Regions from separate parts of the Mus musculus genome. Here region 2 is linked to region 1. A link is a loop called in an ENCODE intact Hi-C map of the cell type or tissue named here. Cell type or tissue: heart. All regions are shown on one strand. Links, peaks and the distances in the headings refer to the core of each region. The heading gives the core; the rest is flanking DNA.

Region 1 (12,031 bases), core at 1,856-9,855:
TCACAGGTAATTCCCACTGACATGGTCTCCCTGGCCCTTGTCCTTCAAGTGAGAGACCCCTGTGGGGCCTCTTGTGAAGCTGAGATGCCGGGCAGTGGACACACCTCCCCAAGCATAGTCACAGCAGGGAAGAATGTCTCTGGGGTCCCAGAATGAAGACTAGGTGCCAAGTGTCAGCAGTGAGTAGTTCGGACTACCATAGAGTAGCCCTTGAAAAGTCTGGACCCTGGGTTGAACAGCTGAAGGAAGAAAAAAAAGTAAAATCTGGGTGGAAACATTTAAAAAAATTAAAGCCACAACCGCACAAGCCTAGGTCAGAAGCAGCAAGCTATGGCTTGCAGGTCCACCGGCCATCTTCTCCTTTGTGTAGTGTTATTGGAATTGGCGGTGCCCCTCTACTTGTGAGGGCTGTAGGCAGCATTGTGCTGCAGAACTATGACAACAGAGCATGGGGCCTGCAGGCAGCTCAGTGCTTGCCCACTGCTCCTTACCAAAAGCCTATGACCCTGAGAACCGCAGGCAGCCAAGTTCATACTCAGGGCAAAGGGTGTCCCAACCATGGGTCTCACTGAAGAGGGTGCTGCTGGGCCTCTGGAAGGCAGAAATGGAGTCCTGGAGACAGCAAAGTGTGAATGAGTGGAAGCCCTGCTGTCCCTTCCAAAACCACCAGATCTGGGGAAGACTGAGGAGAAAGGGCACATCTGTTGCTCAGTCAGTCACTGTGATGATCCATTCCAGGTTGCCTGGGCTGCCCTAGTTCCTCCTTTGCCCAAATGCCAGAGACCTTCCTTTTACAGTAGTCATCTTTGCAGCAGCACACACCCACCTCCATCTCAGCCTCTCCACAGAGCCCACCTCACCCCTCCATCTCAATCCCACCAGAGCCCACCTCACCCCTTCATCTCAGCCTCTTCACAGAGCCCTCCTCACCCCTCTATCTCAGCCCCAGAGCTCACCTCACCCCTCCATCTCAGCCTCTCCACAGAGCTCACCTCACCCCTCCATCTCAGCCTCTCCACAGAGCCCACCTCACCCCTCCATCTCAGCCTCTTCACAGAGCCCTCCTCACCCCTCCATCTCAGCCTCTCCACAGAGCCCTCCTCACTCCTCTATCTCAGCCCCAGAGAGCCCACCTCACCCCTCCATCTCAGTCTCTCCACAGAGCCCTCCTCACCCCTCCATCTCAGCCTCTCCACAGAGCCCTCCTCACCCCTCCATCTCAGCCTCTCCACAGAGCCCAACTCACCCCTGTATCTCAGTCCCTCCACAGAGCCCTCCTCACCCCTCCATCTCAGCCTATCCTCAGAGGCCTTGCTGAGGTCCTGCAGTGCTGGGTGTGATGCAGAGCCAGCATCAGGCTGTGGATAAAGAGCCAGCGATGAGTTGTGAGTCAAGCTTTTTGGTAGGAAGGGGTGGGATAGGGTTTTAAAGTGTGAGAGTGAGGGGAGGTAAGAGCTTGGTGAATCCATCCCAGGAGAGGATGGCCGGCTTAAAGAAAGGCCACTGCTGTGACAGAAGTTTCTTGGACATGTGTGAACCGAGTGCCCTTTAATGCTGGGAGCTCACAGCAAGGGCTGTGCTAGTAAGCTTTCAAAGCAACCTCACTGAAGTTAGAGACAAGGCAGGGTGGACACCAGCACAGCTCCCCTTCAATATGAACTGAGTGTGGAGGAGGCTGGGAGAGATGGACGGGCACTGAGTCAGCATGTGGAACAACTGTCAGCCCACAAGGTGACTAACTAACAACACACTGCTGAAGGGCTCTGCCAGGCCCCGGCATGGCAAGCGTGCTGCCCACTGGTTTTGTCTTTGACCCTTCTCTCCCTTATTAAAAATTGTTAGATGACATTCCTAAAGCTAGCTTCCAAGGCCCATTCCCTTATTTGGCTCCACTAACTCATTCCTGAGACAAAACACCAAGGTCCAATAATCAAAACTCATTACTTGGCTAACGCGTCCAGTCAGGATTTACCAACTCACCCTAGCACTTACCCGCCCTCTCCCTCCTCAAACCCCACTCCCGTGGAAACGCCTGCTCAGGTGTGCTGCTGCTGCTTCAGTCTGCTTTTGCCGCCCCCACCTCACCCCACCCCCAGAGTAATAAATCTCCTTTGTGCTAAGAATTTGGTGTCTGGGTGTCCTGTACTGCTTCTGAGGGGGGCTAACCTCCCTTACAACTATAGTGGCCCCCAAAAAATCTTAAAGGAGAGGCTTTGAGTTTCACAACTAAGAATTTATAGAGATGGCAGGCTTAGCATAATCTAATGTCATACAGTGTGTGTATGGGTGACACTGTCACAAGCACCCTACAAGTAAGCATAATTTTCCTAAAATAAGCTTAAAGGGAGGCAAGATCTTGGCCAGCCTGGGCTACATGACAAAATAATAACAGATTTCAATTTTAAAATATCAACACTGAATGGAGGCAAACGCAGTAAGAAAATGAAATGAGAAGTGAGTAAGGGAAGGCGTGTCAAGTAGAAGGCAGAGCTGACTTCAGAAGAGCGGCTACTTCAGACACAGTATTAACGGGGGCTGGGGAGACACGGCTGCACAAGCGTGGGAACCCAGGTTCAATTCCAGAATCCTAAAGAAAAAGAAAAACAGACAAACAAAACTGAAAGCAAGTAGCACCATGGTTATAATCCCAGGAACGGAATGGGAAGGGGGAATTAGCCTCACCAGCGAGCCCTGGGGTGCCATGAGAGGTCCCGCCTCAAAAGCAAGCAGGGTCTATCTGACGTCTGATGCCACATGTTCTACATGCATTCTCACACATAGGCACTCGCCTATACATGTGCATGCACACTCTTGTAAGCATACATACATATGTGTACACACGAGCACACACACATATACACGACTAATGGACTGAACACAATTTTAAGTGGCAACAATGAATACTGATAATACAAATAAAATAAAGGTGTGGCCACCAGATGGCAGTAGCACTCGGGGGCTGGTAGGCTGATCTTGACAGGTGCAGGAAGCAATGGCACAGGAAATTAACTACAAAGAAATACACCTTTCTATTAAACATATGTGTTATTGTCAGATTTATTTTAAATGTGTGTGTGTGTGTGTGTGTGTGTGTGTGTGTGTGTGTGTGTACAACTCTCAGGACTTGGTTCTATTCACCCACTGCAGGATCCAGGAATCAAACGCAGACAGCCAGGTCTATCTCTAAACACTGATTCCACTAGTGTGGTGATGCACACCTTTAATCCCAGCATTCTGGAGGCAGAGGCAGGCTGATATGTATGGATTTCAACCCAGTCATGACTGTGTCATGAGAGCCTGTCTCACACAATTTAAAAAAAAAAAAAAAAAAGATCCTACCTCATGGCAGGCTTCGTGCTCACAGTGACTCAGGACAGAGGAGTAGTCTGAGAGGAGCCTGAAGATGCAGGAGTGATCCCACAGGGAACAGAGGACTCCCAGGTCCAGCCCCTGCAGACACATCCCCCTGTTTTCCTAGCCCTGAGCAGGTGGAAAGCCCGCTTTCCACCCTACTTCTTTTTGAAATATTCCTAACACACTGAGGAGTAGGGTTTATCTGTGGGTTCTGCTGGAGGCCCTGTGTGTTTTCAGTTTCCCATGGCTGTGATAAAATATGCAAGGCAACCAGCGAAAGGGCAAAGGGTCTCTCCTGACTTGGTTTCAGAGGTTTCACCCCTGGTCACTAGGCTCCATTCATTCTGGCCTGTGACGAGGCAAGACTGCACGGCTGGGAGCATGTGGTGGGACACATGCTCACCTAATGACCTTCGGGAAGCGCAGAGAGAGAGAGAGAGAGAGAGAGAGAGAGAGAGAGAGAGAGAGAGAGAGAGAGAGAACGCACCAGAGCCACAAGGGTGAGTTTATAACAAGTCCCGCCCTCTAGACCCACTAGCCTCTAAGTACATCACTATAGTTTTATACTTAGAGGTCAGAAACCTCATGATGAGCCAACCAACTTCCACAGTTGTTTCAAAAACAGTGCTAATGTGGTCTGGGGAGATAAGATGCTTGCTGGACAAGCATGAGAACCTGAGCTCAATCCCAGAATCAAAAAAAAAAAAAAAAAAAAGAAATAAGAAGAGAAAGAGAGAAAGAAGGATGAGTGAATGAACAAACCTGGAAGTAGTGCCATGATTGTCATCCCCCAGCCTCTGAATACCACTGCACTAGGAACCAAGGTTCCAACACATACACTTTTGAGAGACAGCAGATTCAAACTCTGGCTCTGTCCTGCCTCAGAGCTAAACAACGGTACCCAAATGTGCCCCATCCTAAGCACTTGGCCTATAGACATGGAACTGTGCGAAGGTGGTTAAATTAAGGAACTAGGATCATCTAAATCACTGAGGGCTCAGGACAAGCACTGAGCTCTTATGAGAGGACTCCAGGAGGGCTAGAGGAAGCCAGAGGAAAGGGCAGGGGATGGTGGTGGGAGATACAAGGGCCTCACTCACACACACACATGCGCACACATGCGTGCACGCACACACACAGAGCTAAGGCGGCCCCTTTCTGCAGCCCAGGGAGGCTGGCTCCATTGACCTCTGCCTCCCAGAGTGAGGGAGTAGTAGATGTCAGTCCCTTCACAGTCCTGTGTGTAATAACTGTCTATGCAGCCATCTCCCTCACAGTGGGCGAACTGGGATGGCAGGCATGCCAGGGCTGGCAACCAAAAGAAAGGGAAGCCACAAGGGAAAAGCTGTCATCCTTAAGTCACCCCATGAGTCAGTTTCCAGCATTCCCATGGTAAACACTCACTATTGTGTAGGACCCCTCCCCACTTATGTATGCCCATGGCACTTTCCCAATTCTGACATTTTTCTGACTGATCTGACCACCACACGGGAAGGTTCATGGTGCCCATTCAGCCAGACAATGTAACCAGTTTTATAGTCAAACCTTCTCTCACACCCACTAGCTTTATAAGATGGGTTTGTCAGGATCCTGGGACTTTAGCACCTCCCAACTCTCCTTTGGTCCAGCTAAGGCCACTTGACATCCACTCCTGTGACTATCCTGAATGTGTCTAGGAATCCAGATGCCACCATCACCAAAATGTTCCCAGGGAAATGGAGGCTAATGTTGCGTTTGCTCATCTCCCATGCATCTGCCAACCCAAATAAAAGGCCTCACAGGAAGTCTCTGGAGCCGGTGACTGCAACCTGATCATCCATAGCCTTGCCTCCTCCCCACAGTAGTATTTTTCCTACCAAGAGCATCTCTTTCCATTTGGAACCCATGTATCTGGGTGGGGTGGAGAAAGCCAAGTTTCTATGAGTCAGGGGTCATAAGGGCAACCAAGAAACCAAGGTGTAAGACACATTTCCATGCTCTGCATCAAAGCCCACTGTAAGGGCATAACAAATGGGGAGAAGGCAGTGCTGTAGCTTCTGTGAGATAAACCAGCTCTCCTCTCCAAAGCTCAGCAGGCCCCAGGGAAGGGCTCACTCCCAGGCTCCGCCCAGAGGTTGGTTATTTCCACTCTTCCAGGCAGCAGGTCTGAAGTGCTCATATTCTGACTGGCTTAGGCTGGGGATTGCCTCTCTGCTTCTAGGAGCACTTGTCCACCTTCCAGACAGTGATGGGGACTCTAGGCTTTCTCCCAATTTCACCTGAACTTTACTGCTGGCTGCTTTTAAAGGACTTAAAACCTCAAACTTACAAGTCGCTCTCTACCTCAAGAACAATGGACTTGGGACATGGATACCAAGTGCAAGCTCCTGCCCAGAAGCACCTAGACCTAGTGTCTGACTGAGTGATGGGGAAGGTGCGGGATGGTCCTTGGAGTCCATCTAGAGCACTGCCTGCTACTCCTAGTTTCCTAGTTACCTCTTCCATTACTGTGACAAAACAGCTGGCAAGAAGCACCCTAAGGGAAGAAGGGCTCATTTTGGTTCAAGAGGGTTAGAGTCCATCCTGGTGAGGGAGGCACCGACAGGAGCTCAAGGCTGCTCGCTCACATTTCCAGGATGAGGAAGCAGAGGGCAACAGACAGCAGCGGGTACTCCGCAGGCTTTCTTATTCTCGTCTTGGCTTCAGTCCACGGGATGCTGCCACTCCCATTTAGAGTGGATCTTCCCTCAGTTCAACCTCTCCGGGGGTTCTCTGTGATAGTATCATAGACATGCCCCCACGTGTCTCCCCTAGGTGATTCCAATCCAGTCAGGGTAGTAAAGAAGGTGAACCCCCACATCCCTCAATACTAGATGTTTCCAAACTGGACGACTCCAAGTTGCATGAGGGGATGAAGAGCCACCCCTTACCTGAGGCACCACCACCATGTCACTGAAGGCAGTGACATTTGGACGTTTGGAGTCAGCGCTGGTTCTGCTTTCCACCCCAGTGGTGCATGCTGGGCAATATAAAGGAATATTCAAGAGCCCTGTCTTCTTCTGTGATTCACCTAACCTGGCCAACCACTTTTCTGCCCAGCAAGTCTTGGGTCTGATCCATAAGAGGACATCTTAAAGCACCTGACACACAGCAGACATTATGCTGGAATGCATATCACGCCCACAGTCAAGCTGTGGGGCCATCTTCAGGACCTTCTGAGGACTGGCTTTCTTTGTAAACACCACTTCATCCTCTCTGGGGCCACCCCACGTGTTCATTTGATCTTCCAGCATCCCTGTCTCTGCTGGGCCGTCCATGACAACTGCTAAATGTGAACTCAGAGAGCTAACCTAAGTGTTTTCTCCAGGCAGCTCCATCTCCTTGTGTAGACTGCTGCCCGGGTGGGTGGTGAAGTTCTGGACCTCACGGGGACTACAGAACTGCCTAAGATGGTAACCTCAGGAGATGGCCCCCACTCAAGTAGTTCCTGAGTGGGTCGCCAGGTGGCAGCACAGGCCCGTATGCCTCCTGGCAGGAGAACCCCAGCTTGAGAAGGGATTCAGAGTCCCCAGGGTCCTCACCCCTGGGAAGACCCATACCTCCACACACAGCAGCTCTAACTCTTCATCTGTCTCTGCTTACAGATGTGCTGGTCACGGGCATTCTCATTTCTTTGACGCCTTTCAGCAAATGAGAAGACCCAAGATTTAAGAGGAACCATGTTCAGGACAGAAGAAATCTGGTGACCTGGTGTTACTGCCAGGGAAAGCCACAGGAGGTCTAAGTCTTATTTCAGAAAGTTTCAAAGGAAACTGTATAAGCCCCATGGTATTCATCGCCGGCTTCAACAATGTCATCACTTTCCCACAGTCTTACAAGAAACCTCACCTTTTAAAACTAGAGTATTTTTTAAAGCCCTTGCCAGCCAATATGACAATGTACCATAAATATTCCCATCCAGAGCTCTGCCCATTGGCCCATATTGTTCCCTAACAAAAGGGCCAGCGCACTGAATAACCATCTGATACCCGTCCCACTCCAGTCCCCTGCCCTTTTCACGGTTGGTTTGTTCCATCACAACCAAGTGCCATAGACTCAATCCAATTATGTCTCTTGATTTCATTGGTGCTCTAAGTATCCCTTCTCCTCTTACTCGACCCCAGCCCTAATGAATTAACAAATCAGGTCACTTGTCCTACAAAACACCAGTGAACCAGGATTCCTGGAAAGAAACTGTCTGCAAAGGCCAATTGACGGATTAAAGCCTCAATGACTGGAGATGCTGAACCTTGCAGGTGCAGAGCCTAGTTACAATTTATCTTGGGCTATCTTTAGTTCATTAAATAGATTCCCTGCCCCACTCAGTGTCAGACCTAACAGCAGGAAAAGACGATTAAAATCTTGGTAACACAGTAACAAAACTCTAATCTCCACCAAAGGGCTAAGCTTGCTATCAAATAGCATCTGCGGACTACAGCTGAGATTCCCGTTTGCTATAATCACCTACTTAATGTTTTCACTAATATATTTTATGTCTTGAGTTGTGGCTTTCTTTGTTCTGCTACTATGCAAACGTCCTGAAACTGTTTTCACGTTGGAACACAGGTGTCCTAAAACTGTTTCTGGGCCAGTCACTCATAAATGACTCCAGAATAAACTTATTTCCTATGAGGTGAGAGCTGTGCTTTTTGTGTGGACATGCTCTGCCCCACGCCCACGGCGGGCAAAAGGCAGCATGTGCTGGGGAAATGATTTTTAAAAGAGCGAAATTAAATAATAGAATTTTGGTCCCTTTTTTGTTTGTTTGTTTGGTTGGTTTGGTTTGGTTTGTTTTACGAGACAAAATTTCTCTGTGTAGCTCTGGCTGACCTGGAACTCACTCTGTAGACCAGGCTGGCCTAGAACTCAAGAGATCCGCCGAGAGCACACACAAGCCGTAGTCCACGGACGAAGCGTTCTGTCTCGAGATTTGCGGGAGCCGGGGGGAGGAAGGAAGAAGCTGCACATACCTAGACAGGACAGAAAACGTCCTCCGACAACTCTCAGCTCTGCGACCTCCCCCATAGCAGTGACCAAACATCAGCACCCATATTTTCGAAGCTCTCCTGCACACACTGCTGTTAGTTTTTTTTTTTCTTATGTTGCGTTCTGAGAAAATTGGAGGTGGCCGAAAGTACAAAATCAAGTAACGCTCATCGGGCCGTCCACAGCCAGCCTGTTGACACAACGCGCTTGCGGCATAGTAGAGATGGGGTCCGTCCCTTCCCGGGACACCCACGTTCCGCCCGCAGAAGGTAGCAGGAGCCTAAAGCGAGCACCAGTCACTTGGCACGAGTTCCCGGGTCCCCGCCTAGCGCTCGCCGCCTTCTGCCCGCCCTGACGCTCTTCCTCTTCATTGGCTGTCCCCTGGCGCGACCACGCCCACAGAAGCTCCATTTTCCTCCACTCCTCCCACCTCACCTTTCACCTCCTCACCTTCCGGGGCTCCCAGAAGCCTCAGTCTCCGCCCACCGGAGAAGGAGGAAACAGAATTCCGTCATGACTCGTAATTATTGGTGGAAATGGTCTGTCCATCAGAACAACAGCGGTCACGGATTAGCTAAAAAGCAGCAGTAGGTGGGAAAACCGGTGTAAGGGGCGTCCGCGCATGCTCAGTGTGGGCGCAGTGACGCGACCTCGGGGGCAGTCATGGCGGCTCGGTGTGTGAGGCTGGCGCGCCGCAGCCTCCCGGCTTTGGCACTGTCGTTCAGGTAAGAGAGCTTCACTCCTCTGCGTCGGCCTCACTCACGGCCGAGAGCTCTGGTGGGGGGTTTAGCGGCAGGACTGGTCCCCGCAGGCGGTGCCCGTGCACCCTGAAGTCACATCCTCACCATCGAGTCCCTGTGCCTGTTCTCAACGCGCGGCTGTCCTGGTGTTTACTGTGCGGCACTGCGCGAACTGGGCTCAAGAGACGAGAAGTGGGGACGCTGGGGCGTAAATGCGGGGATCTGGGTGATGCGTCAGGTGGAAGGCTCCGCCATTTGTTTGTCTGGTGACACACGGCACTCTCTCGGGCATAGGGGCACCACCCCTCCTGGAATTGCAAAAGTCAAGCTTAGAAGCGGGAGACTTGCCCAAGGTCAGGCAGCCAGGCAGAAGCCCGCCCGACCAGGGGCTGGGGTTGCTAATCCCTAATCCAGTCCAGGATGTGTACTGCCTGGTTTGTGGGCTTTTTCCACTCACATTCCTTCCCCCACTTTTGCCCTCCGCGGAATGTGAGGTCCAAGGAGCAAGAAAGCCAGTGTGTGTGCAGTTTATTTAGACAATGCCCATTTTTGCCATCTTTACTTTTACCCGTGGCTTCAGGTTTTTGAGTCGCATCTCCAAAGTTAGGCTCAGTATCTTTAGCTTGTTCCCTGCTAGGACCAAGTTTTTGGTTGATTAAAAAAAGAGAGACTTTGCCTGAGTCTTATGGAAACGGAGTGAACGGGAGCTGGCCTTTTCAGCGGGTGAGAGTGAGCAGGCGGATGATCTCGTACTTGTGACTAAAAGATGAAAACAGGTCTATGTTGTGCAAAGCAGGGAGGAGTCTGAAGTATTCCGGGGGAAGCACTTCCTATTTGTGGTGCTCTGTTTAGAGTTGACAGGAAAGAACCCCCATTTCCCATCCCATCCGGCCCTGTCCCATCCCCCAGCTTGGTTCATGTCTATCTCTGAAATTGTGGTTTTGAAGAAAGATGCTCTAGTAGGAAGTCATAACTCCACAGTATCCCATAAGCTTGGCTTCCCTCTTTCCTCCGAGACATAGCCCTAGGAATTCCTGCCCTGAAAGGATCTATACAGCAAAACTGATCTGCTGAAAGGCTGTGGTGGTCACTCCTAGGGGTGGAAATAATTCATAGTGAAGGCAGCCTTCACATTTTGTAGGTTTTTATATTCTTAGCATAATTTTGCTTCTCAGAATTAATTACTGATCTTTCTTTTTTAAACTTACGTGTGTGGATGTTTTGCTTGTATGTGTATGTCCATGTGTATGCCAAGTGCCTTCAGAGTTCAGAAAAGTGTCAGATACCCTGGAACTCTTAGAGTTAGGTAGTTGTTAGCTGGGAATCAAAGTCAGGTCTTCCACAAGAGGAACATGCTCTCAACCACTGAGCCCAACTCTCCAGCCCAGATTCTTAGACTTTTTAAAAGCGTGAAAGTAAAAATAAAATTAAAAGATCACTGCTGGAGCCAGAGAGAGATGGATGGGGCTCATTGGTTATACACTGGCTGCTTTTGTGGAGGACCCAGGTTTAATTCCCATCATCCACACTGGGTAGGTCAGCCACCTGTAACTCCAGCCCCAGAGATCCCACACCTCTTCTGGCTGCCTCTTCAGACTCACTTCCAGGACTCCTTTGGACTTCTCTTCCCATTTCCTCTGCATACACTCCCACTTTCATCTCTCTGTCCAAGTGATTCCCAGTTCCTGAGATGTATCTCTCTTACCCACCCTACTCTGTAACTCACCTGGGCCTGCTGTGGACCTGTGCACAAGAGCACACACTGTAATCCCAGGACTCAGCACCTGGGAGACTGAGGCTAGAGGATTGCAAGTTTATTGCCAGACTCAATCTCTGAATAAACAAATACATCAGAAAAGAAAACTAGGAGCTGGAGAGAAGTCTCAGTGGCTGAGAGCGCTTGCTGCTCTTGTAGAGGACCTAAGTTTAGTTCCTAGCATCCACACTGGGACAGATCACAACTGCCTGCAGTTCCAGCTCCAGAGTATCCAGTGGTTTTTGGCTTTCATAGGCACCCAAACTTATGTGGCATATACTTACACAGACACACACAGACAAACTTATGTGGCATATACTTACACAGACACACACATATAAACTTATGTGGCATATACTTACACAGACACACACATATAAACTTATGTGGCATATACTTACACAGACACACACATATAAACTTATGTGGCATATACTTACACAGACACACACATACAAACTTATGTGGCACATACTTACACAGACACACACACACATACAAATTTATGTGGCACATACTTAACACAGACACACACACACATACAAACTTATGTGGCATATACTTACACAGGCACACACACACATACAAACTTATGTGGCATATACTTACACAGACACACACACATACAAACTTATGTGGCACATACTTACACAGACACACATACAAACTTATGTGGCATATACTTACACAGACACACACACATACAAACTTATGTGGCATATACTTACACAGACACACACACATACAAACTTATGTGGCACGTACTTACACAGACACACACACACACATACAAACTTATGTGGCATATACTTACACACACATACAAACTTATGTGGCACATACTTACACAGACACACACACACATACAAAGGCACACAGACAGACAAACATGCACATAATAATATAATAGCAATACATGTTTTTCTTTTTTGTTATGTCAGTTTGTTGGGCATTGTGGTCCACACCTTTAACCCCAGCACTTGGGAGACAGAGGGAGTCAGAGCCCTGTTGAGTTTGGGGCCAACCTGTTATACATATCAAATTCCTAGCCAGCCAAGGTTACAAGAGTGAGGTCCTTGCTCAGAAAAGAAAAACAGCCTCCTGGGCTTCCCTGCAGCCATAGGTCACTGTTTTGGGTGTTTACTTTTTGCTGTCTGGCAACAAGATTTTTGCTTAG
Region 2 (12,031 bases), core at 1,989-9,988, 77 kb after region 1:
CCAGAACTGAGTCCTCAGATTCACTCACGTTAAATCCAAGATGACTATAAACATGCCCTAAAACAGTGCTGGCTCATGTGATTTTTATACCGTATTTTAGAACTGAATATCATTTATAAATTGACTACATGTTATACCAGGAGATAGTGAGCAGGGTGACTTCTACTAACATGGGAAACATAAAGGACCAAGTATATCTTTCAGCGTTTTTCTCCATCAAACACTGGCATAGAATCCTGCATTCCCAGGCTTCATGCCTCCCCCGTTAGTGTGTTTGGTCTATCTGCTCAGTTTGTGCATCTGTAACACTGATATCTCTACCCATTGAAGTCAGGGAAACAAGACTGACTCACTGTTCACTTCCTAGCAGATCAAAGCTTCAAGAGCCTCATGGGATACTGAATACCATAAGAACCAAATGACAGTTGTAAGAAAAACTTCAATGTCTAATCTAGGGTGCTGGTCAGTAAATTATTAAACAGCAACTCCAAAGGCCACTATGTAAAAAATGAAATTATGCAACAATATATAAAACTATAGAGAAATATATGTTTTCAAAAAGTTGAACTGGTCTTAACCACATACTAAAGCTGAGCATCCTCCTAAGCCATTAACTAGCAAATGTAGTCTGACCCTTGCTCTCCTGAACACAAGCTGGTGCTGCTTGAGAGACACATGGTAAAGCCACAAACAAATGGACAAGGAATCCCAATTTAGAAAACGCCGTGGGGCTGGAGAGATGGCTCAGCGGTTAAGAGCACTGACTGCTCTCCCAAAGGTCCTGAGTTCAATTCCTAGCAACCACATGGTGGCTCACAACCATCTGTAATGTGATCCAATACCCTCTTCTGGTGTGTCTGAAGTCAGTACTCATATAAAATAAACAGATAAATAAATCTTTAAGGAAAGGAAGAGAGGGAGGAAGGGAGGAAGGAAGGAGAAAGACACTGTACAGGGACTATTTTTGAATAGTCCCTGAAGCCTGATAAACTCCCTTTAGACTAGATGGTCAAGGGGAACCTGAGAAGACACGCCTGAGCTGTGACCACCTTTCAAAACCACACTGAAGGAAGGGCACAAGCAAAGGCTTAGGGCAACAGAAAGCAAGCCAGAGAAGCCTGAACAGGGAAGGGAAAATATATGCTGGGGCGCACTGGGCGGAGGTGGTCCACCCACATTCATAGCCAAGAATACGTATTCAGCCCAAATGTGATCACTAGCCAGGAGACAGTCTGCACTGAGAGACTCTGTATCACCAGTATGTACCAGCACGGATGTTAGCTTCTTCATTAACAACAGGTGGTCTGCAGAATCTGCATTCAGATTCAGCCAACTGTAGATCAAACCATCCCTCAAGAAAGAAAAGTATCAGAAAGCCAAGATGCCTGGACTGACCACGCCATAACTCTCCAAACAACACAATGCTTCTTACACAGTGTTACACTGTATTAGGAAATGTAAGAAATGTAGAAATAGTTTAAGTACATGGTGGTGTTAAGTACCATTTTACAAAAAGGACTATAGTATCCGAGGATTTGAAGATCCATGGAAGGTTCTGAAACAAATCTCCCACATGACACTAAGACCCAACTCTCTAGGTTTCATACTGTAAGAAACCTCACCATGGACCTGGTCCTTCTCAGTTGCTGTGCCTGTCTTTGTAACATCCTCTACCAAGTGAAAAGTTTTGTTTCTACTTTGCTGAGTTTTTATCAGAAATGAATACTGGATTTTGTCAAATACTGTTTCTGCCTCAACAGGACCACGTGGTTTTCTTTAGGTCATAACACAACTGATGACAGTGGTTGTTTTCACACATCACACCCTCCTTGATTCCTAGGATAAACATGACCTAGTCCTCAGTGTTGGCTTGAACAAGTGTCTGGGGTTCACTCTGCTAATAGTGAGATCTGAGGATCGTGGACACTGGGCTGGGGTCAGTGTCCGGAGCATCAAGGAGCAGTTGGGAAATGTCTTCTTCCTCCTAAATTTGGCAGTGTTTTAAAACAACACACTATCAGTGAAACCATGTGGGCCTGGACAGTATCTGTCTTATCTTTCTCCTTGCCGTGGTCAAATACCCTGACAAAAGCGACATAAGGAGAAAGGGTTTGTTGTGACTCAGTTGCAGAGGGATGGAGGCCACCATGGTGGGGAAAGCACGGAACAAGAGCAGACGACCAGCTAATGACACTGCACTGACACACAGGAAGCACTGAGTGAGTGTGAAATGGAACCCCAGCACCCCAAGGCCCACCTGGGGATCCACTTCCTCCTCAAGGTTCCACAACCTTCCCAAACAGCTCAGCAGCTGTGTCCAAGTCTTCAAACATGTGAGCCCATGGGGATATTGCACATTCAAACCACCACAGTACTGAACTGTAATGTTCCTGTCTTAACATAAAAAGTGCAGGATAAATCTTATATCTTGGACGAGTTTTGGTGATTTCTAATTGCCAAAGAAATAAGACTATTTCATCTGACATGATAAGTTCCTGTAGAGAGTTATTCAAAGAATTCCATTTCCCCTCTCAGTTCTACAGGATCCAGGTGCTACCCCCTTTGCTCATCCCTTTCATTGAAAATGTGTTTCTGGGGCTGGCAAGATGGCTCAGTGGTTAAGAGCACTGACTGTTCTTCCAAAGGTCTTGAGTTCAATTCCCAGCAACCACATGGTGGCTCACAACCATCTGTAATGGGATCCAATGCCCTCTTCTGGTGTGTCTGAAGTCAGCTACAGTGCACTCATATACATTGATAAATCTTTTTTTAAAAATAGAAAGAGAAGAGAAGAGAAGAGAAGAGAAGAGAAGAGAAGAGAAGAGAAAAGAGAAGAGAAGAGTTGTTTCTCTTCCTTGGCAGTTCCGCTAAGGTGGATCAGGACGGGGACATTCAAAGAGCCCAGTCTGCTCTCACACACTCCCCTTTCTAGTTCTAATTTCATTCATATGTCTTTGTATCATTTGTTTCCTTCTGCTTTTTAGAGTCTTAAGATAGAAACCCGGCTTACTGATGTGAGACCTTCCTTCTTTCACTTGAATGTTATATATTTCCTACCCAACCTGCATCTTCCATGCTTTGGTATGTTGTATTTTTACTGTGTCAAAATATTTTCTGAGTTTCCTGTGGCTTGCTCAGTAGTTTGCTACTTATTTAACATCCACATTTAGGGAGAAGTTCTTAATATTTGTTACTGCTTTGTTTCTCTGTGATGAGTAACATATTTTACTTCAGTCCTTTTTCCACTGAAAGTTTCTTTTATGTCCCACACATGATCTGCCTGGGGAGTGCTCCACAAGCACTTGGATTGGCGACCACTGAAGGGTGGAATGTCTCCACAGGTCATTCAGCGCCTCCAGGTCCTGGCTTGCTCTGTCTGCAGCTGGTTCTTCTCATGTGTCTCAGAGCAGAGTGGCATTGACTCTCCATTTGTGAAGTTAACAGGTCCAGTTTTCTGCATCTCTGCTTGGATTTGCTACAGTCACTAGTGCAGAGAAAGCCTTCCGAGCTATCTGGTCTTCATCAGGCAAGAGCCCATTTTATCTCTGGAAACTGGCTTTGAAACCCAGTCCTTACTTTTTCTTTTTTCCTTTTTTTCTTTTTCTTTCTCTTTTCTTTCTTTCTTTCTTCTTTTTTTTTTTTTTTTTTTTTTTTTTTTTTTTGGTTTGTTTTGGTTTGGTTTTTCGAGACAGGGTTTCTCTGTGTAGCCCTGGCTGTCCTGGAACTCACTCTGTAGACCAGGCTGGCCTCGAACTCAGAAATCCACCTGCCTCTGCCTCCCAAGTGCTGGGATCAAAGGCATGCACCCACTGCCCGGCCAGTTCTTACTTTTTATGACATTAATATCTACCTTAAGGGAAGTGCTGAAGACTGAACCCAGGGCTCCATGCACACCAAGCACAAACTACCACTAAACTACACCATCAGCCCTATCTCTTCCTGTCCTATCCTAACATGTGTTCTCTTACATGTTCTGTATTTGAAAAGTTCCATGTAGAAAACAGAATTGGGTTATTTTTTTTCAAGCCTCTTTAACAACACTGGTGTTGGGGCCATCTGTACCTAACATGATATGGTCTGTCTAAGTTTAAGTACCGCCTTACTTGTCATTTGTTCTTTCCCGTTTCCTCTTTTCTGTCTTCATTTTGAGTTTTCTGAATTTTGTAATTCCATCTTAATCTCTCTATCATGCTTTTGGTCATCTTTCTGCAGAGTTCACTGATTGGCCTAGGAGCTGAATGATACGTGCAATTTTCCATGACCTGATTAGAATCAGTATTTTATGACTTCAAGTAGGAACCCACTGCCTTTCCCTGGTACATGATTGTCTAATATGTTACTTCTATATACAGTTAAAGACCCAAGCAATACTAACCTTTACCATTAACCTAACACATTTTTAAAGAACCCACTGAGAACTAACTGCCTATCTGAATTATGCCTTCTGCCCATATGTCTACCATTTCTATTCCTCTTTCTTCCTGTGTTCCAAGGTTCTTTCTAGTGCAATGACCCTGCAGTGGCCAACTCTTGTATGAAACGATCCCTGAAAGTATAGTCTTTGGCCAACTCTCTTACAACGAGGCTCCTGCCAGCAAACACGTTTAGTCTTCATCTGAGCGCCCTTTCCTTTCCCCTTTGTTCTTGATACAAGACTCTGGAATGACAGTTCTTTTCTTAACAGTCTAAAATTATTGATTCCCTTTATGAGTTTTTAACAAATATTTTCATTGTATTTTAATTGTGTGTATGTGGGGGCTATGAGCAGGTGTTTGTGGGTGCTAGCAGAAGCTCAAAAGGGGCACCGGGTTGGAGCTTGAGTTACAGGTGGACGAGCCTGCCAACCTGGATGTTGGGAACGGAACCTGGTTCTGTGCAAGCGCTGTAGCTGCTCTGATTGTTGGGCTCGCACCTCTCCAGCCCCCTCTGTTTTTGATGAGAAATTCATAGACATTCAAATTATTATTCCTCAATAAGTAATGCACTGTTTTCTCTTGATGATTGTAGACATCTTTGCCTTTACTTTCAACATTGGGTTATAACTTGCCAGGCCATGAACTTCTTAGAACTTACCCTGTTTATGGAGTCACTGACTTAACTTAAATCTGTAGGTTTGTGGTTTTTTGTCAAATTTGGGACATATTCGTTTACTTATTCTAATAATTTTGTTGTTGCTGTTGTTATAAATTCTTTCTCCGGGGATCTCAGTGCAGTGACATAAATTCAAACCAGTGACTCTGGCTTCTTCTTTTTGTTTTGTTTTGTTTTTATTATGATTTTTGTTTTATTCACTGGGTATGTGGCTGCAGGTGAGTACAGGCACATCCATACAGAATCTAGGAATTCAACTCAGGTTGTGGGACCTGCCCGCAAGCACCTGGACCTGTTAAGCCGTCTCCATCTTGCTGGGTTTTAAAACATTTTAGTGGTTTCTCCTGTGTTCAGGGTTATATTACTTTATTGCCTTTACTTTGATCTGTACTGTCCGACTGACTGCATTCAGGTGTGTGTTTCTATTTATAAATGTCCATTTATTTCTTACATTTTCTGTTTCTCAACTGTTTTTGTCTTTCACTCTCAAGAGTATCTACCCTATTTGCTGAAACATTCTTCTAATTGTTTCTTTAAGGTCTTACACAATCCCAACACGTGTTGATCTTAGGATCAGTGTCTATTGATCACCAAAGGACGTCCTAGTCCTGAAGCCCAATAATTCTGAACAATGTTCTAGACCTTTCTTTTAATATTTTAAAATGTATTGTATTTTGTGTATGTGCATTTTACCTGAGTGTATGTCTGTGCAGCACATGAGTGACTGATGCCAAGGAAGTGGTGAACCTCCATGTGGATGCTGGGAATCGAACCCAAGTCCTTTGCAAGAATGAGTGTTCTTAGCCACTGGACCAATTCTCCAGCCCACAGACTTTTCAAACATTATGTTCCAAGACATGGCCTGTGTAAATGTTGACGCTGTTATAACCTATTTGGATTCCAGATAGAAAGAATTACAAGTTCCAGCCAGCTTTTCTATCAAATTCAAGTTCTGAACTCAAGTTTTCAGCACTTTTGACTCTGTCTTGTATGTGCACCACCCAGTGGCCAGTCAGAGATTTGCATGCTCTATCCATCCAGTTCTACTGAAGTTACTTAGGGTCAGGTCCACGTACCCAGACAGACAGTGGCAGGAAGTCATAACAACCTTAAAGAAATCACTTTCCGGCAAGTCTCTTTGCAATCACCAAGTGCCTTCTTGCTCCCTGAGTCTCCTTGTTGTGGTTAAATAGCCACACACTTCCCATAACTATGTTGGCAAGAGAGGTGCAATCTCCTTTTCTCATCAGCTTCCCCTCCCAAGAGTGTTAGGCTCCTGTCAGACACCACAAGTGCTGCCCGCCATGAGACTGTAATGATGGCTGGAGAGTTGGCTCAGCTCACCCAGGTTCAACCCCCTGCACCCACATACATGGTTGCTCAATACAGTCTGTAACTCCAGCCTCAGAAGTTCTGTTACATCTTGGGCACCTCCTTGGGCACCAGGCACAGATGTGGTACACATACATACAGCCAAGCAAAATACATATAAAATGCTTATAAATACACATAAAATGCATATAAATACACATAAAATAATATTTTTTTTAAAGAACAGAGGGGAAAATAACACAAAGGAGGGTCTCTGCCTATCTCTAAGTACTGGACCCACTCTTTTTCCCAGGCACAGAGCCCCATCTGGTGTTCTCTTTCTGGGTTTGGTCTGCCTGAGTTCAGGCTAAAAATGTCAGTTTCTATTCAGCAGCACTCTGAATTATAGTCTTCTTGCACAGTCCTGCTACCATGTGCTCCCCAGCCCTGGCGAGTGGATGCTCTGTGCCTCTGTCCATGCAGTGTGCTCACTGGCGAGTGGATGCTCTGTGCCTCTGTCCATGCAGTGTGCTCACTGGGCCTGGAGAGGCACCGTATGCTTACTCTACCCACCTAAAACTGGGAAACTGAGTTTGTGTGTATACGTGTGCGTGTGTGCATGCGTTGCCTGTGCACACGTGCATGTACATGCCCATGCCATAGCACACAATAGTAAGTCAGAGGCCAACTTGCAGGAGTCCCTTCTCTCCTTCCAACTGTAGGTCCTGGGTTAGAAGTCATACTTAGTAAAGTTGACGAAATGAAGCAGGGTGCTGATGAAAATGAAGGCTGTATTCATTTCTTAGTGTTTTAAAATGTGTCTGTAGGTTTTCAGCTACCTCTGTTGAGCACCCAAATACACTCTTCCTGTAATGTGTGATCTTTTGTATCCCAGACCTCTCAGAAACCAGAGCTCAGAAGAATGAATGTCACTCTAAGCTGCCCTGGATTTACCACTTTCCGGCATTTTCTAACATCTAAAAACTGGCTTGATTCTGCAAAACCATACAAGACGATCCTGGGTAAACAAAGCTAACAACAAACCTGTAAGCCTATGGTTACGGTAACCAGCAGCTGCTTCAGTGAGAACCAACAGCGCATCAGCTTTCTGATCAACCTCACTCCCAGAGAACTATGTGAATTCCTTAACAAACAGCGAATAGCGCACACAGAACAAGACACCCATTTTATTCACCTTATTCACAAGGGACAGGACTGCACTTCTGAAATGCTATCACCAACCCTGCTGAGTGGCCACAGCCCTGTCACTCAAGCCCAGTGGGTGGAGAACCGTAGGCAGCACCTTACTCTGTAGCTCAGTGGCTAGAGAGTTTGCATGCTGCTGGGTGAACTTCTGGCCCTGTGTGGAGCTGGCCACAGTGATGGCTACTTCCTCCCAATAGCCAACATTCTCACTGAATAGCCATCACCCTTGGGATAATCTGTAGTTACTAGGACATGGCTCTGGGTCCCAAAACGCAGGTTTACTTCAGTGTGCTGGAGGCACAAAGCCTACAGACTTGCGCTTCTCACATACAGGTAACAAAGACAGGCCTCATCTCACTTCAAGAATCATGGCCTTGGTTTTATTCTCTTATCCTGGGTCATTTTTTATTCCCCTAAAAAAGTGTCTCCAAAGTCATCATGTAAGCTGATGGAAAGCAAGACAATTTTCAAGGTTTTTATGAAATTTGAAAAAGAAAAAGGTAAGTAACATTTTAACATCCCTCTTCTCCACCTGTCCCCCATACTTTCAAAGAAACTGAAGTCTCTAAGGCAAAACCAAGAAATGTAACTCAGACTGAATGAGGTCAGGTGCCTTGGGCAAAGCACAGAGAGTACTTCCATTACAACGTAGGCCTATTTATTAGCTGGAAATTGCAACAGCATCCCTTGACCAACTCCGGGCAAAATACACCACATAATTATGTCTTATGTTAGAGCAACACTGTATTCTAATGCCCAGTCCACACCTGAGGAGACCCAAAAGAGACAACTGTCCCAAGGTCATACAAGTGACTCTGTACACATCTGTTCCACTGCTCTACCACAAAGCTGGCAGCCACATCAGGACACACACTCTCACGGCCCTGGTGCCTGGCACACCACCTGATGCAGCACAGTGTGCACTATGTGCCTGTGGGCAGAGGTCAAAACACACCTGCAGGAGTCAGTTCTCTCCGCCACTGTGTGGAGTGGAGTCCTCATAGACTGCAGTCAGGGAATTAGACTCTTTCTTTCTTTCTCTCTTTCTTTCTTTCTTTCTTTCTTTCTTTCTTTCTTTCTTTCTTTCTTTCTCTCTCTCTCTCTCCTTCCTTCCTTCCTTCCTTCCTTCCTTCCTTCCTTCCTTCCTTCCTTCCTTCATTTTTTTGGTAGTCCCTCCACCCCTTTAAGACAAGTCTGGCTATCCTGGAATTTGCTCTGTAAACCAGGCTAGCCTCTAGCTCAGAGATTAGCCTGCCTCTGCCTCTCAAGTGCTGGAATTAAAGGTGTGCAACACCATCACTTGGCCCAAAGTTATGTTCTTAAAGCACCATTTGATGATGCTTCTCCAACGAAAATAATTCCAGAAAGCAAAATGGGGAATTCCAAGAATCCTTGGTTATGTTTTAGCTCTAAATACAGTTACTGTCACTGTCTCAGATCACACATATGGACAATCAAGGGTCCAACTCTGGCTTCTGTAAAGTCAGAGCCAGCAAGAGTGACAGAAGCCAGCTCAAGGCAGTGGTGCCCAAAGTAGTCACCCTGACTCTCTCCCTCTCTGGCTTTGCTAGGTTGGAGTCAGACCTAAAATATGAGAGGGACAGAGACACAAAGCATATACAAACCGGTCCCAGGAAGGACTGTGTGACTCATGCATAGGGTACAGTTACTTTCTTCATTATTGATGGCTAAAGCCAAAGGTCTTCTCAGCAGAACCGTGTTCCTGCACAGCCAGCTGGCCTCTACAGTTCCCCAGTAAGGCTCCAGAGCAGGTAACACATGAAGCAAGTGACCCCCAGAGTCACACAGATGCCTACTAACATAACTGTCACTCCTTCTTAACTGCAGATGAAATTACCCTACTTTATCTCCTAGGAAAGTTACAACTGAGTTTTGCATACAAACTCATATTTAATCGTATGCTCACTTAATAAGTCTCCATAATGACTAAAAAAATCAAAATGTAATTTACAAACGAGGTGGTGCCCACCTTTAATCCCAGGACTTGAGAGGCAGAGTCGGAAAGGCCTACAGAGTGAATTCCAGGCCAGCCAAGGATACACAGAGAAACCCTGTCTTGAAAAACATTTTCCCCCCAACATTGATAACCTTAGTGAGTTTCCCAGGGAAATGACAAACAATAGTCTAACAAATTTAATTTGGAAAGACATGAAAATGCACTGTGTGGATAGCCATCTTATATTCCTACATCTAACAGTCATCAGTCCTGTTCTTGGCACTCACGACCTCAGCCCCAACAGGTGCCTCTTCTCCAACATGGATTTGCAGGTGAGCTCAGCATAGGAAGGCCCTCCCGCCAGAGAGAGGCATGAGCACACCACTCAGGTCACAGCCTCCCTTCTGATCCCCAGGCTCAGCTCCAAAGACCTGTCTACTTTCCATAGCCTTAGGTGGGCTATGTCCTCTCTCAGACCTGAGGACTACCACTTAGTTGGTTCCCAAGAGGACTCAGAGAATAGCTAACTGCCCGTGAACAGAGATCTAAGGGGGTTGCTGCTGAGGACAACTACTCGGCCAACTGCAGACCTTCAGTTCAACAGGTTCAAGGCCACAGCACTTGGCCGACAGCGGACCTTCGAGCATGATGGCCTATCCATGTTCCAGAGCAAAATGAAGGATTTAAGCTCCAGGATGTATGGAGCCTGCTTTAGTATCAAGCACAATAAAGCTAGATTATAAACACATCTGCAACTGTTACTGGAAAGACTGACTAAAACGCATCAAGTTTAAATATCTAAAGCCCTGCTGAACTTCCCTGTATGCATGCTACAATCTGTAAAGAGGAGAAGAGAGTTAGATCCCAGCACACACTGTGTTCGGACTCGGGTCTATGATCCCAGGCACCCAGGGAACACAGAGAGCTTTACACCTTCCAGCCTCCGTGAGAGTACGGTGTGGCTGATGAGCACACGCTGCACTCATCAATGCCTTACCTTCTGGGTCTTCTTTGAATCTTTCTGAGCAGTCTCTCGGAGTGGGACTTTTCCAAACAGCTTCCATCCCAAGTCTCTCTGTCTATCAAGCCTTGCATTTTGTTTTCTAGCAAGCAAATTCCTATAGAAAGAAAAGAAAAGGGCTAGGCCATTTCTGGGTGTTTACAGAGACACTCAGGCTAACAAGAACAAATCAAACTTTGCTTTGAGAGGGACTCTGTGCAATGAGCACACATTAACACTTAAGACTTGGTTTGTACACACACAGATCTTAGATACAAGTTTGCTGTAGCCAACTACTGTGTGTACCAATTCCACTATTTAGAATTTTAACAATGTATCCAATAATAAAGTAAATCAGCAAAAGTCAGCCAAAATGAGTGGAATGTCTGGCTCTGCCGCTCACTAGCTGTGAGTGTGGACCAGGAAAGTAGTCTGAGTCTCGGTTTCCTATGAGTGACAGAGACCCCACTTGTGATCCCCAAGTTCAGTTACAAACAGGCATTTCAAGGACAGCAGTCTTTCAGATCATAATTGCTTTAGTAGCTACCTTCTAGCTTAAATTATCTGCAAGATGATCTATACAGCCTCCAAGGATCAGAGAAAATCATTCGTGAGATGGTCACAAGGTCTTTCCTACCAGCAATATGTAAACCAAAGCTCCGGAAACTCCAAGTCCTAACTGGCAGTACAGATAAATCCGGTTCTCAGCTCCACTGTACAGGTACAGTCAGGTGCAGGCATTAATGCAAATGGCTTCCAGGGTGCCCCCCAAAGCAGACATACCTGTAGCTTTCCAGTAAGTTTAAAAACATATCAAAACAAAGGCTTCAAAAAAGAACAATAGCCAGCCATGGTACCATACACCTATAATTCCTGAATTTTGGATGTTGAGGCAGGAAGACTACTTTTAATTCAAGTTCAAGGCTAGCGTGAGCTTTAAGGAGTCTGAGGCCAGCTTGGGCTACATTATAGCAAGACTCTGTCAAAAAAAGAGGGAAAGTGAGTGGGGGCAGGGCCATGAGAATGAATTGCTTTCACTGTTTTCTCCCCATGTTTCTGTTGTGACTGTAACAGAATCCATTTCAGAAATGGTTTCACAGCCCAAAATATTTGTAAACACAAACAAATGAACTTTGGGCATTCTAGAGTTTCAACACATTTACCACCGAAGGATTTATGCAATTTAAACCAAGAAAAGCCCGAGGCACCCACGAATGCTAAGAACATGGGATACCTAGAACCCGAGTTACTGGAAGGACTGTGTATGCCTGAAGAGGAGCTGGCAGAGATGGTGAAGCAAGCCACAGGAAAGGGAAGACCACACAGCAACAGCAGCAAGGAGGACAGTACTGCCTGTTCAGGAAAAGAATCTGAGCCCTCACTGAGCAACCAGCGCAAGCAGCATATGGGATGTAAAGAAAGGGATGGGGCCCAGCTCTTGCATTTATGTCTTGGGAGTGCTAGTC

What was found. A loop is a pair of places that touch in the nucleus more often than their neighbours do. Peaks named below come from ENCODE experiments on the same cell type or tissue, not always from the same donor. Only the 100,000 strongest peaks of a DNase experiment are listed, where the experiment ranks them.
Region 2: a loop joins it to region 1, with 4 times the contacts of the local background. A loop is called at or near these places in 9 of 42 quality-filtered maps.

Annotation. Positions count from the first base shown.
Region 1 is chr5:36,456,173-36,468,203 of GRCm38, forward strand. Grpel1 (GrpE-like 1, mitochondrial) reads left to right here and starts at 9,013. Exons shown (of 4, transcript NM_024478.2): 1 at 9,013-9,083. The coding sequence starts at 9,022. It overlaps 2210406O10Rik (RIKEN cDNA 2210406O10 gene), which reads right to left and starts at 8,682. Exons shown (of 3, transcript NR_126488.1): 1 at 8,343-8,682; 2 at 1-239. In heart, for the core only: CTCF peaks have their summits at 2,928 (motif pointing right) and 6,833 (motif pointing right); DNase peaks (open chromatin) are centred at 6,839 and 8,849; H3K4me3 peaks cover 2,006 bases; H3K27ac peaks cover 1,741 bases.
Region 2 is chr5:36,532,615-36,544,645 of GRCm38, forward strand. Tbc1d14 (TBC1 domain family, member 14) reads right to left here. Exons shown (of 14, transcript NM_133910.3): 3 at 10,563-10,683. Among named protein-coding and RNA genes, the nearest start is that of Gm32528, 26 kb to the left of the region's middle. In heart, for the core only: a CTCF peak has its summit at 6,094 (motif pointing left); no DNase peak of the experiment used is centred there.